2 separate regions of the Homo sapiens genome follow, and region 2 is linked to region 1. Evidence: chromatin contacts called from ENCODE Hi-C or POLR2A ChIA-PET data. All regions are on one chromosome and are shown on one strand. The core of a region is the stretch at or near the end of the contact, and the rest is flanking DNA. Distances in the headings are between cores, read along the strand shown.

Evidence for each region. A loop is a pair of places that touch in the nucleus more often than their neighbours do. ChIA-PET counts read pairs that join two places held with the same protein, here RNA polymerase II (POLR2A). Pooled maps may share reads with other maps.
Region 2: a pooled map of gastrocnemius medialis shows a loop between it and region 1 (2.0-fold over the local background). The contact joins two enhancer-like sites. A Hi-C loop is called at or near these places in 1 of 168 maps with a recorded cell type or tissue (GM12878) and 3 of 50 pooled maps. POLR2A ChIA-PET finds 5 or more read pairs at or near these places in 2 of 52 experiments (HEK293T and WTC11).

The regions. Positions count from the first base shown.
Region 1 is chr21:42,336,496-42,341,149 of GRCh38, forward strand. No RefSeq gene overlaps it. Among named protein-coding and RNA genes, the nearest start is that of TFF2, 12 kb to the right of the region's middle. RefSeq lists enhancers at 1,363-2,058, 2,564-2,693, 3,887-3,956. Within about 2 kb of position 2,072, at least 11 of the 41 ENCODE cell types and tissues checked have a DNase peak (open chromatin) inside an H3K27ac peak, as active enhancers do.
Region 2 is chr21:42,274,080-42,278,733 of GRCh38, forward strand. It overlaps ABCG1 (ATP binding cassette subfamily G member 1), which reads left to right. Exons shown (of 15, transcript NM_016818.3): 5 at 2,816-2,866. Among named protein-coding and RNA genes, the nearest start is that of TFF3, 39 kb to the right of the region's middle. Within about 2 kb of position 2,297, at least 4 of the 41 ENCODE cell types and tissues checked have a DNase peak (open chromatin) inside an H3K27ac peak, as active enhancers do.

The sequences.
Region 1 (4,654 bases), core at 822-3,321:
GTCCAGATAATCTCACAGGGAAATTCTAGCCAAGCTTCAAGTACCTAACAGTCCCAATGCTGCAAAAATTGTTTCAGACACTTAAAAACAAAGGAAAATGCACAAATTTATACAAAAATGTGAACTGAAAATGTGTCATAGACAAAAGTATAAGCACCAAAGTTATAAAACTCCTAGAAGAGAATATAATAGAACACGTCCGTGGCCTTGAATTAGGCAGAGATTTCTAGGTAGGAAACATAAAGTTTGAATCATAAAAGAAAAATGAGAAAAACTAGATTTCATCAAAATTAAAGATATTTTCTCTTTGAAAAATATTCTTAAGGAAATGAACGAAAAGGTAAGTCACAGACTAGGAGAAAATATTTGCACAAAATATATCTAGTAAAGGACTTGTATGCAGAATATATAAAGAATTTTACAACTCATTACAAAGAAGAAAAAGACACCTGAGTTAAAAAGTGTTGAAGATTTAGACAGATACTTTACCTGAGAAGATGTGTGAAAAATAAGCTCATGAAAAGATGTTCAACATCCTTAGTTACTAGTGAAATGTAAATTAAAATGAAAACAGGATATCACATTCCACACACCACAATGGCTAAAATGTAAAAGACTAGTAAACCAAGGATGTAGTAAGCATTTGCAAATCTCCTCCATTGTGGCTGGGGAGACAAAATGGCTCAATCCTTGGAAAACAATTTTTTCAGATTCTTATGAAGTTAAACATAACACCGTACTATCCAGAAATCCACTCATAGCTACACTTCCAAGAAAAAAGGCATTTCCTCAAGCATTTACCCAAATCCCTTCACATACATGTGCATAATTGTTCATAGTAACTTTACCCATAATAGTAAAAAGCTGGGAATAATCCAGATGTCATCACCTGGTAAATAGGTAAGCATATTGCAGTGTATCCTGCTGTGGAATACTACTCAGCAATGAAAAGGAACGAACCACCCTTCTGTGCAACAACCTGGAAGAATCTCAAAGAAAGCTGTGTGCTGTGTGAAAGAAAACAGACTTCAAAGACTGTGCACTGTCTGCACTGTGTGATTAAACTTACTTGAAATTCTAGAAGAAATGAAACTAAAGCAAAAAAACACAGATTCTTGGTTTTCTGGCGCTAGGGAGAGGCTATTGACAGCAAAGGGCACGACGGGATTTTCTTGGAGGGAATGAATGTTCTACATCTTGATTGTGGTAGTGTTTACACAGTTGTATACATTTGTCAAAACTCAATGAACTGATTCATTTAAAATGGGTGAGTTTTATTGTATGTGAATTATACCTCCGAGAAACTAATTTTTAAAAAAATCTCAAGGCATGAGCATTGCCATCATCAGCGTTACTAATGTGAACACAGTGAACTGATGAAATGACGGGGCAATTTGCAACGTGTGATAGGCACTGAGATCTCTCTCTGGACATCAGGAAGCTGCGTGTTGTCAGATGCCGAAGCCGAACCCACTTGCCCATTGGGCTGCAGGAAGGCTGAGAGTCTGTCCCCAGCATGGATAGCAGAGGGCGCTGTGGAGCATCATTAGCCTGTAGGGTTCTTTAGGGGAAAACACCTTAATGAGCCCTGTGCGCTCGGAAGGTTGAATAGAGGGCCCTTCCTTCCTCTAAGCCACATTTCTGGTTGCGCCACATTAAGTCAAACAATTATTAAGTGCTGAGCAGTCTTTGGATCACAGAAAACAAACACAGAGGCTGCAGCCACTGGGCCCTGTGGAAAACTGGCGGCCGTCCTGCGATGGTGTCAGCTCATCCGTGTCCGCGCTGCTGGAGGCCTGGCAGGAGCTGAGATCAGAGCCCTTCAGCGGGAGTGGGGCTACTCCTCCCTCCCCTGGTTTCCCTGGAAGCTGAGAAAGTTCCCAGGAAAGTGCTGAAAACCTCCCACCACTCTTTACACAGACCTGAGAGGGGGCTGAGGTGGGGGAAGCTCTGTTGCAGAGATGGGCTGACTCGGGGAATAGGCCGGTGGGGCGGGACAGATGCTGGAGGGACAGATGGGGCGTCAGAGGAGACAGAGGCTGTCAGGGAGCTGTGGTCCTGCACATGGGAACCAGTCCTTGCCCAGCCTGTCTGGAGGCCCCTGGGCTGCTGCTAGTTACTGAGAGGGCGCAGTGGCCAGGCTGCACCTCCCTGTGGCCTGGTCCCTCCACTAGCTGGAGGAAGGTGGGGCTGCTCCCTCCCAGCCAGTGCCGAGTGGCTGCAGACCCAGAAGACACACGCTGTATATATTCCTGCATGCATGGCCCTGAAATGGTGGCCTCATGGGTTGCAGTGTCCACGCTGCTTCCACAAGGAAGAAACGGCTGCTTGCTCCACGCCTGGGGGCCCCAAGGCTCAGGCATCCTTGCCGTGGCCCACCCAGCAAAGTGCAGCAAGAGGGAAGGCAACACGCCTGCCTATTTCACTGGCAAGGGCAGGCCCCCAGGGGTTTCTGGGAGAGGTACAATAGCAGAGTTCCAGCTTGGGGTGGGGATAGCTATGTGTCAGGACCACAGCATTAGCCAGGGCCACAGGCAGGTGAGGCAGAGGTAGGCAACCATGGAAGAGCCCCTGGGAGAGGAACCCCGATGTGCTTATGGAGGGGCTTGGTAGGCATTGGCCCTCCTGTGTGAGCAGGTGGAATGCTGAGGGTCTGATGGCCGGGTGCCCGCCACTGGGACAGTCACTGTGAGACAACCAGGACCACGTGTGTCTTCCCGGAAGAATGGGCCTAGGATATGAGGATGTGCATGTATGAACAATCATAGCAAGAACAGCTCTAAGCACATCCTAATTCAACTCATGAAGCCTCACCACAAACCCAGAAGGGAAGATGTTATGAATATCTGTACTTAGCATATGAGTAAAACTAGGGTCAAAAAGTCTACGTAACTTGTCCAAGGTCACACAGTGACCCTGAGAGAGAAATCGCTGTAGAGCCGAAGTGCGATAGATATTTTTGAGATCTGATTCACACACCCTCATTGCAGCCCCCTGACTCCAGTTAACTGCCCAGCATCCCATGGTGGGGGTCAGATTGGGCTTCTAAGGCAGGGTGGGTTGAGGGGGACATCACACTGGGGCTGGCCCCTGAAGCAATAGCTAGAGATATTCATGCGTGTACCACAACTCCAAACTATAGATAATGAATATAAAATGCATGTAATGAATATGCAGTCTATTCCCATTACATATTCTCTATTTGCAAATTCGCCTACTCACTAAAATTTATTGGTGACCCTAAATCAATACTTGGGGTGCTTTCAAGGTCGTTTGCAGAAACGTACAAAGTGGTGACAAATTTGAGTCACAGACATGCATATTCCCAACTGAAGTCACACAAGGCCTTTTTTATTTTTGAGATGGAGTCTTGCTCTTTTCGCCCAGGCTGGAGCGCAAATGTGCGCTCGCAGCTCACCACAACCTCTACCTCCACCACCCAGGTTCAAGCAATTCTCCTGGCTTGGCCTCCAGAGTAGCTGGGATTACAGGTGCCTGCCACCACACCTGGCTAACTTTTGTATTTTTAGTAAAGACAGGGTTTCATCGTGTTAGCCAGGATGGTCTCGATCTCCTGGCCTTGTGATCCGCCCGCCCCAGCCTCCCAAAGTGCTGGGATTACTGGCATGAGCCACCATGCCCAGCCACACAAGGCCTTCTTGCCTCAACCCATACTGTGAACTAATGTCCTTTTCTTGGTCTATGTAGTGCCACGTTTTTATGCCTGTTGTTGGTGATTTCCCATTTAAGATGCCCCCATGTGCCATAGTGAGGAGCTGTCTGGTGTCCTGGGTGTGAGGTGATATGCCTCTGGGGAAAACACCAGGGGCAGGGCAGCCTCACTGGGGCTGGGAGACAGGGTGCCGGCCTGGAGTTCAGCATTAATGTAACCACCGTGTGCACTCCACAAGGTGTCTACAGGAAACACCCTCGAGCCTGGCTACATATGGCTGGTTAATGAAATGCTCCCAGAAGCTTGCAGAAACCTGACCCTGTACTTCCCCAGGAGCGAGGGTTCCAGATTCACTAAGTCAGGGCTGGCAGCGACTTCATAGAGCTTAACTACATGAATGCCAGAACGTACTGTATAGATACCCACTATAAATCAGCACTAAAGTGCCTGTGCACATACAGCTGTGCAGCACTTAACGACAGGGAAATGTTGTGAGAAACGCGTCATGAGGGGTTTTGTCGTTGTGTGAACACCGTAGAATGTGCTTAATGCATAGCTAGAGGGCAGCGCCTGCTGCACACCCAGGCTGCACGGTTGGCTCCCAGGCTGCAAACCCGTGCAGCGAGTGACTGGACTGAACACTGGAAGCAACCGTAACGCAGTGGTAAGCATTTGTGTATCTAAACATAGAAAAGGTACAGCCAAGGCCGGGCATGGTGACTTATGCCTGTATCCCCAGCACTTTGGGAGGCCGAGGTGGGCAGATCCTGAGGTCAGGAGTTCGAGACCAGTCTGACCAACACGGTGAAACCCCGTCTCAACTAAAAGTACAAAAATTAGCTGGGTGTGGTGGCGAGTGCCTGTAATCCCAGCTACTTGGGAAGTTGAGGCAGGAGAATCACTTGAACCCAGGAGGCGGAGGTTGCAGTGAGCCGAGATTGGTGCCATTGCACTCTGGCCTGGGCAACAGGGTGAGACTCC
Region 2 (4,654 bases), core at 1,047-3,546, 62 kb before region 1:
GGCGCACCTTTAACTGCCAGCTCAGCTTCCCTGCCGTGCACCTGCTTTATCCTCACAGCCTCAGTGTCCTCATCTGCAAGACCGTATGGGGTTGGTGTAAATATTGAAAGGGAAAATACAGGGAAGGTGGGGTAGAATTCTGACATGCAGTTGGTGCCTAATCAATTCAACTTGGTCACTGTTTCTTTTCACTCCTAGTAAGCCTCCCCACAGTATCTTCACTTATGTCCTCTGTGGATAAATCCAGTATTTGGGGAAGTTTAAAAATATCTTCCCCTCTTGGGGCCACAGAAGGGTCCAGGGGATATCCTCTGCCTGGGTTTCTGGAATAGCTGGTTGTGCTCCTTGGACAGACCGCGACCCAGCCAAGTGCCATGCATCTGGGTTTCCAGGGCCTTTTTTTTTTTTTTTTGGGGACAGAGTCTCGCTCTGTCACCGAGGCTGGAATGCAGTGGCACGATCTCAGCTCACTGCAACCTCCGCCTCCCAGGTTCAAGCGATTCTTCTGCCTCAGCCTCCCAAGTAGCTGGGACTACAGGCGCCCACCACCATGCCCGGCTGATTTGTGTATTTTTGGTAGAGATGGGGTTTCACTATGTTGGCCAGGCTGGTCTTGAACTCCTGACCTCGTGATCTGCCCACCTCAGCCTCCCAAAGTGCTAGGATTACAGGTGTGAGCCACCGTGCCCGGCAGGGGCCATTTTTTTTTTTAAAGGCCCAACTCATGGCGACTGAAACCACACAGACCTAACTGTGAGCAGAGGCAACCACCAGAATCCTCCCATTAAGAGGAGATTGAAAATCAGTGTGCAGCTCCAGTTGCCAGTCATGGCTGGCTTTATGTGGGGGACTGTTTATATTTCTGCTTCCTCCTTGTTCGCTGCAAAAGAAGAGTCCCCAGGCTTCATGTCTCTCCTGGCACCCTAGGGGGCATCCTCAGCTTGATCTGCTCTGTGCTTTGGTCAGTAGATGGGGGTTCGCCTTGGTTTTCCACCTGGAGAGACCCTGACTTGGGTTGGGCAAAGCTTCTTCCCCATGGTGTCTGAGAGTGGCACGTGAAGGGCAGTGCCAAGGGGTTCTTAGCTCAGCAAAGAGAAGCAGGTTACGTTTGCAGACACATGATCTGCTCCCTAAACTTCTTTGTGGGGAAACAGAAGCAGGAACCTGTGGGGCTGTTCCCATTCGTGTTCCCTGGTCCTGCGTGTTCTGTGGGTAAGCAGACGCCATTCCCCTGGGCCCAGCATCCCTGGGCGGTGTGTGCCCCATGGAGCCCTGACTGCTGATCTGGCCTCCAAATGGATGTTCAGATGGGGCGCAGAGGACCTCTGAGGAGTTGGCGAACAGATGCTGCAAAGCAGTCGTGAAGTTTTTCTTGACCCTAATGTTCACTGTTCCATGTATGCCCTAAGTGCAAACTCCATGCACACCCTCTTGATTCCTGAACAGCTCCTGCGTCTTGGGTAGCCCGAGTTTGACTTCTCAGTAAGTTCTTGAGTGAACCCCATGGCCACATGCTCGAGACCCTTCACTGGGACCGCAGCTCAATGGCTGCATTCTCCACAGATGCGACTAGGGACTCCTGCTGTCCTCTCCCAACCTCGCCACCGAACCTGCTGTGAAATGATCTATTTTCACAATCAAATTCAGTTCGATTTTGATTCTGAGAATTTCATGAGGCCCTGGAGAAATACTCTGAGGCTATGGTACATGTTACCACTCAAGGTCCTGTCTCACACGGAGGAGATATTGGCCGCCCGTTGCGGAGTCCGGATCCCACATCAGACACAGTTGTGCATGTTTATGCTTTTCATCCTTGCAGCCAGGCAGACTGAGAAATGGCAGGCAGTGTCACATGGCAGGAGCGTGGGCCTGACCCTGTCCAGCTCTGGGGCCTGAGACCTCTTTGCCCCACACCCCGCCCCCCTCCCCGCCACCGCCCTGCATCTCACCCTCTCCTCTGATCCTCACAGCAACTTCTCTAGCTAATGAGGTGGACAGAGCTTAACCTCACCATTGTGCCAGTGAGGAAATGGAGGTTGCACGTTTGCCCAAGGCCACGGGAGGCAGGAGGGTGGAAGCAAGGCCCGTCCTGTGCATGGTGATCTACTCTGGGTTTTCCCAAGCAGGGCCAGGAGCCCAGTGCTGTGTTAGCAAACGGGATCTCAAAAAACACAACAACAACAAAACGCGGCATCCTGACGTGTCGCCCTCGTAAATTCCTGTGCTGTAAAGACTCTCCTGTGGATAAGTTCAAGCCTCAGCAGTTTAACAGGCGGTTTGTGGAATTCCTAACTCGCACCACTGGTTCCGCCCAGGCTGGTCGCCAAGCCCCTGATGCCTGGGGCTTTCTTACCTCTAAATGGCCCACATCTGACTTCTCTCCTGGGTACAGCAGAGAATTCAACTGAGATAGCAGGAAGCATCGCACATGGACTGCTCTCCTGCCATCCTACCATTGTTAAAGCAGGGGCATCGGAAGCCAAGAACTCCTTGGGTTTTCCATGATGATCAGCTAGCTGCACGGTGGCTAGTGGCACCGTGGCTAGCTGCATGGTGGCTAGTTGCACCGTGGCTAGTGGCCTTATGCCTAGCTGCACTGTGGATAGCTGCACCGTGACTAGTGGCACCGTGGCTAGCTGCACCGTGGCTAGCGGCATTGTGGCTAGCTGCACTGTGGGTAGCTGCACCGTGGCTAGTGGCACTGTGGCTAGCTGCATCTTGGCTAGCTGCACCGTGGCCTGCAGTGCGGGCATGAGGCTCACACTGCCAGTGGCCGTCTGTTCTGCTTCCACACTGTTGTCCTTGTCCCCTGCAGGTGTCGGCACATCTGAAGCTTCAGGAGAAGGATGAAGGCAGAAGGGAAATGGTAAGTGGGTTGTTTGGTGCCCACAAGTGGTCCAGAAAGTGCATGACGTGCATGTGGAAGGTGTGCCTGCCGGGGCATTTTGGCATTGGCTTTTGTTTGTTGATTTGTTTTTGCCTTGCCTTCCGTGTGTGGGACAGGCAACATTTCAGGGAGTGCTGTGGCCTGCAGCAGCCAGAGGCCAAGAAAGGCAGATCTGGTGCACACGCTCATGGCTTTGATTCTCAGATTCAGGAGTCGGAATGTAATGTGAGGGACAACAGACTTGGCACTCATGGGGCCAGAAGATGCCAGCTTCAGGGTTAGACCAAGAGTGCTGCCCTTTTAGTGTTTAATATGATCGATATTAAATTTTTTATAAGACAATAACAATGAAGATGGTTAGTCATTCGTTTAAAAATAACCACCCTCCATCCACCTACACTTGCAAGAAGAAATTTAGTTCTTACATGTTATTAACCGGCCTCTTAAAAAAGAAAATAAATACGTTTCCAGGATGATGAAGACTTTCTAATCCCTTTAGCCATTTTTTTTTTGGCTTCCTAAACCCAGGGAGCAGGGACAGATGCAGGTGGGCAGAGCCAGGGGGAGCAGCAGAAAGCCACACAGAGGAAGGAGGCCACCAGCCTGGACTCACACACCCTCCACGGGAAACCCACTGTCCTCCTCTCCACTGCAGCTAGTGCTGGTGGGATTTTCAGTGTGAGATGGAATTTGGGGAAACCCCCCTTCTATAAGATTATCTTTCTCTCCTAACACCCTTAAAGGCTCACAGTCTGGCAGCAGCTGAGAGTGGGGTTTGCCGGGTTAGTGCCAATGGCTCGACATGGCCCTTTGTGTTCTGGTATAAAATGAAGTGATTGATGGGACAGAGTCAAACATACTGAGGAACAGTCATAGCAATTCTATTTCCGGCATTTCCCCCTCTCCGGTCATCTGTAATAGCTAATATTAAGTAAATGTAAACCACTTTGGTATGGAAAAAAAGAGTTGGACAACCTTAATGCTCCTCCTCCCCCATCAACTGTGCCCTTCAAAACTCAGGATTCAGCCCGTGTCACCGGGGCTGGGGGGTGAAATGCCCGGTGCAGGTGGAAAGAGCCTAATGTCTGAGAGAAGGAAAATGACTCTTTGTTGCTACAGAAAATGTTCTGTGTGGAATTCTTTTATTCTGAGATTGAAAAGAAAATGGATGAGTGGAAACCAAAAGAGAGAAAATGTGGAAATCACATGTGTTCCTGGCCCTTCATGGGGGCAGAAGACCCAGCCTTGTGAGTTTATTGTCTAGGCTGAAAGGCGAGAGCCCCCTCTGGATAGTGTTTTCTAAACAATGTAACGTAGACACCCCCCCACAACACACACACCACCTCCCAAGCCCGAGAATGTTACTTATACCAAGTTATGGAAGATGAGTGTTATGGCCTGAATTCCCCCCAAAAGATGATATGTTAAAGCCTACACCCCAGAAACCCAGAAATGGCTGTATTTGAAGATCGGGTCTTTACAGAAGTAATGAAGTTAAAATGGGGTCATATGGGTGGGCCTCAGTCCAGTCTAACTGTGTCCCTGTAAGAAGAGGAGAGGAGGACCCAGACACACCAAGGGATGGCCCCGTGAGGACACAGGGAGGAGGCGGCATCTGCCAGCCCAGGAGAGGGGCCTCAGGAACCAACCCTGCTGCCCTCGATCTCAGACTTTGGCCTCCAGAATTGAGGCGGGAGTTTCTGTTGTGGAAACCAGCCAGTGTGGGGGACTTCGTTACAGCAGTGAACGTAACAAACGAGAGCCTTA